Regions from separate parts of the Homo sapiens genome. Here region 2 is linked to region 1. Evidence: chromatin loops called from intact Hi-C (ENCODE). Cell type or tissue: adrenal gland. All regions are shown on one strand. Region 1 overlaps RNF150 (ring finger protein 150). Region 2 overlaps RNF150 (ring finger protein 150).

What was found. Hi-C counts contacts between places; a loop is a spot of excess contacts. Peaks named below come from ENCODE experiments on the same cell type or tissue, not always from the same donor. Only the 100,000 strongest peaks of a DNase experiment are listed, where the experiment ranks them.
Region 2: it touches region 1 in a loop (2.6-fold over the local background); 9 of 110 quality-filtered maps call a loop at or near these places.

What each region holds. Positions count from the first base shown.
Region 1 is chr4:141,123,480-141,125,979 of GRCh38, forward strand. The region is part of intron 1 of RNF150 (ring finger protein 150); the gene reads right to left. Among named protein-coding and RNA genes, the nearest start is that of RNF150, 8.7 kb to the right of the region's middle. In adrenal gland, no CTCF peak of the experiment used is centred here; no DNase peak of the experiment used is centred here.
Region 2 is chr4:141,013,773-141,016,272 of GRCh38, forward strand. All of the region lies in intron 1 of RNF150 (ring finger protein 150), which reads right to left. Among named protein-coding and RNA genes, the nearest start is that of RNF150, 120 kb to the right of the region's middle. In adrenal gland, no CTCF peak of the experiment used is centred here; no DNase peak of the experiment used is centred here.

The DNA of each region.
Region 1 (2,500 bases):
ATGCATGCATATAGAACCTCATTGTGCAACCCTTGCTGACATCAAGGCACCAAATGTCTACAAATGTAATCATTTTATTTTTTTTATTATACTTTAAGTTCTAGGGTACATGTGCACAACGTACAGGTTTGTTACATATGTATACATGTGCCATGTTGGTGTGTTGCACCCATTAACTCATCATTTACATTAGGTATATCTCCTAATGCTATCCCTCCCCCACCGCCCAACCCCACAACAGGCCCTGGTGTGTGGTGTTCCCCACCCTATGTCCAAGTGTTCTCATTGTTCAATTCCCACCTATGAGTGAGAACATGTGGTGTTTGGTTTTCTGTCCTTGAGATAGTTTTCTCAGAATGATGGTTTCCAGCTTCATCCATGTCCCTACAAAGGACAAGAACTCATCCTTTTTTATGGCTGCATAGTATTCCATGGTGTGTATGTGCCACATTTTCTTAATCCAGTCTATCATTGATGGATATTTGGGTTGGTTCCAAGTCTTTGCTATTGTGAATAGTGCTGCAATATTTGTCAGGACCTACATGGCTAATATGGACCAAATTACCCTTCAGCTCCTGCTTTAAGGTCCATGAATACCCCGAAGGAAAAATCCACTGTGGTGTGCTCAGCCCTCTCTTGCTGAGGCGCCCCACTGCACTCTTCTGCTGCTTATGCAGAGTACTTTCTATCTAATAAAACTTTTCTTTCAAACCTATACTGTTGTCAGTAAATTATTCTTACTCCCCACAAGTCTACTACTTTCTGATGCCAGGGCTCTGACACCTCACCTGGCCCTTACATTGTGGTGGGAGAAGACAATAAACATGTTAATGGTGGGTAACATGCAGCAGGGGTGTGCTGGGGACCAGCAGGAGGAGGCTGCCACTAGTTCAGGGAAGAGTAGCTTGGGAGTGCCTTCCTGATAAGATCACATTAGTAAAGAGAACTGAAGAGGCAGCCAGCTCTGTGGATTTCTGGGAGGAAGAACATTCCATGCATCTTCCTGATAAATGAAGCGGAAAACATCTTTCCTCATCCACTATTCTTTGGGTCATTTGGAGTTACATTTCTGATGTGGGTTTCATCAGTGCATGGCTACAGAATGGTCCAGATGAATATTTGCTGTAGATAGTGGGGAACAGAAAAGAGAAAAAGGGGGAAACAAGCATTTGTATGCCTCCTGACAATCCCTCCAAAAAACCTCCAATCTTTGCATTTTCAATAGTGTGTAAGTGGAATCTGCCCATAAAAAGCCATTTATAACAGAGATTCCAGACAGAAATGGTTAAGAAACAAAACATTTCCTGATAATCCTTCTTACCTAATATATGTACTCATATCTGTCTGCCTAGAAAACACATGAACAAACCAAACATTTAATACAGAATTATTTCTAAAATATTTTTAAAATCTCTATTATGAAATATATGTTCACAAATTGAATATGAAAATGCCTAACATGCCAATGCATAAGCTTAAATTCTCTGACAAACGACACTTACTTTTAGTGAAAATCTTTTTCTAAATACCACTATATATTATGGAATGGGCGAAGTAAAAAAGTGAAGACTACTTATAGAAAGCAATTTATAACCACAAATGTGAAATGGTAAAATAAATTTAATTTTCCTCTTTTATTATAGAAAACTGAGACCTAGATCTAACCATGGTCATTAATATTTTGGCTTCAATATACAAAGCACATTTATCCTACCATACATTAAACAGCCTAGCAATGAATACCTCAAAGTTTAAAACAAGAGTAAAGGTCATATTATACCTGTAGACAAGGTTTCTATTTAATAGAACGATTGTAAATTGCAACTTAGTAGAAGAATTACACAGCACAACGCTGCCTTGTTTCTCTGGGTTTTATATTACCACCAAAACCCTCAAGAACTAAGATAATCTGCATAGGATTTGAATTTCAATTTAAATTTAGCATCTGACAAATTACATTATCAAATACACAACACTAACATCACTTCAATCTCTCAGCAACAAGTAAAATGCTCCTTACAGTATATAAAAGATGAAATATTTCTTCTAGGGATAAACTGAAGACTTTCAGGGCTATCAAAATATTAAATTCTTTATATGCTATGCTTAATGTCCAGAAATGCAACAATAATGGTTAAGCAACAATAACGGTTAACTTTTCAAAAGTTGAGACTGGTTTTCTAAACAAATTAACTTCATATCAGAGGCACAATCACTGTTTTCTGAAAACTGGAAGAATGAGCTATAAATAAGAAGCTCCAGGTTCTTTCTGGACCTTTCCAGATTTCATGGTTATAAAATTACTTCCTTTTTGAGAAGCCAGGAGATTTTTAAGACACAGCCACTAGGAGAGATGATGATTGAATTCTTATTAAAGATTAGAAGACAGAAGGTAAGTTTCCTTCCCAATCCTCTAGATATGTACTTCTATGACCTAAAATGTATAAACAAGTCATACAGTTTCTTGCCCGGGTCATCTTAAGCTACACTGCCAAGAATG
Region 2 (2,500 bases), 110 kb before region 1:
GTGGCATGATTAAATCAAGCTATTGAACATATCCATTAACTTGCTTACTTATCTTTTTTTGTGGTGAAACATCTGAAACTTACTGTTATTTTAAAATATATAAGACATTATTAATGACTATAGTCACTGTGCTGTGCAATACATCTCAAAACCCATTCCTTATGTCTAACTAAACCTTTGTACCCTTTGATCAACAACTCCCCATTCCCTCCCTCCCCTGAGCCCCCAGCCCAGCCACTGGTAACCATTGTTTTATTCTCTCTTCCTATGAGTTCAACTTTATTAGATTCCACATATAAGTAAGATCATATGGTATCTGTCTTTCCGTGCCTGGCTTATTTCACTTAGCATCACGTTCTCTGGATTAATCTACATTGTTGCAAGTAACAGGATTCCCACTCCCCCTTTAATGCTGAAAAGTATGCCATTATGTACATATATGCAATATTTTCTTTATCCATTCAACAGCTGGTGGACACTTAGATTGTTTTCATATCTTGACTATTTGTGAATAAGGCTGCGATGAACATAGGAGTGCAGATATTCCTTCCACATACTTATTTCCGTTCCTCTGGATATATTCCTGTAAGTGGGGTTACCGAGTCACATAGTGGTTATAGTTTTAGTTTTTTGAGGAACCTCCACACCGCTTTCCATAATGGCTATAATAATTTACATTCCCACCAATAATGTATAAAAGTTCTTTTTCTCCAGATTCTCTCCAACACGTTATCTTTCACCTTTTTGATAAAAGCAATTTTAACAGGTGTGAGGTAATACCTCATTGCAGTTTTAATTTGCATTTTCCTAATGATCAGTGAAACTGAGCATTTTTCAGGTACCAATTGGCCACATTTGCAACTCTTCTTTTGAGAAATGTCCATTCAGGTCCTTTGCCCACTTTAAAATCAGGTTGTTTTCTTGCTATTGAGTTGTTTGAATTCCTTATATCTTCTGGATATTAGCCCCTTATCAGATGTACAGTTTGTAAATATTTTCTGTAGGTTGTTCCTTTACTTTGTTGTTTCCTGTCCAGAAGCTTTCCAGTTTGATGCCATCCCACTGGTCTAATTTTGCCTTTGTTGCCTGTGCTTTCAGGATCATATCCAAAAATCATTGCCTAGACCAATGTCATGGGCTTTTCCCCTATGTTTTTTTTTCTAGTATTTTACAGTTTCAGGTTTTATATTTAAGTTCTTAATCTGTTTTTAGCTGATTTTTTTGACATGGCATAAGATAAGCGTCAATTTTCATTCTTCTGCGTGTGGATATCTGGTATTCTCAACACCATTTATTGAAGAGATTGTCCTTTCCCTATTTTGTGTTCCTCACCTTTGTCATAAATAAGGTGACTATAAAGGTGTGGGTTTATTTCTTCGTTTTCTATCCTCTCCTATTGATTGATGTGTCTGCTTTTATGCTAGTATCGTGCAGTTTGATTATAATTGCTTCATAATGTTTTTAAATCAGGGGGCATGATGCTTCCAGACTTTTTCATTTTGCTCAAGACTGTTTTGGCTATTTGGTATCTTTTATGATTCCATATGAATTTAAGCTGTAGATTGCTTTGGGTAGTATGAACACCTGTTCAACATTTATTCTTCCAATCTATAAACACGGGATATCTTTCCATTTATTTGTGTTTTCTTCAATTTATTTCATCAGTGTTTTATAGCTTTCAGAAAACAAGTATTTTATCTTCTTGGTTAAATTTATACTTATGTATTTAATTTTTTTGCTATTGTAAATGGGATTATTTTCTTAATTTCTTTTTCAGATAGTTTGCTGTTAGTCTATAGAAATGATGCTGATTTTTGGGTGCTGATTTTGTGTCCTGTAATTTTACTGAATTCATTTATCAGTCCTAACAATTTTTCATGGAGTCTTTAGGGTTTTCTATATATAAGATCATGTCATCAGCAAATAGAGACAATTTTCCTTCTTCTTTTCCTATTAGGATGCATTTTACTTTTTTCTCTTACCTAATTGCTCTGGCTAGCATATTAGAAGGATGACATGGTCAAAGAACTGTTTCTCTTACTGTTCGATTGTGGTTTTTCTTGGTTATTGTGCAGTCCAAGGAAGTATCTCAGCCTCACTCCAGAGTTCTGGGATATTCAGGATAGTATTTTTTGCCTGCGGATCATTGCTAGTTACATTTTGGGGGGTGGGGTGTGTGAAACCAAGGAACTCCTATTCTGCCATATTGCTGATAACACTCTCCACGTCCTGAATTCTAAATTCCACTCTCCTTGCTTCCAATGTTGTTATGTGACCTCTCCACTGGTTTCTTCTGTTTTCAATCTCTCCCCATTGTAAAACCACCTTCTAATGACCTTCTTATCCCTTTAGTCCATTTCTTTTTACTGCGTCCGTCCCTGACAATACCTGCTGTTTACTCAGCCCTTAACGTTGTGTTTCCTGCTCTCACCATTGAAAACAACAGATTTCTCAAAGGTGAAAATCAGGTAGGAGGCAGACAGGACTGGACTCTGGACCA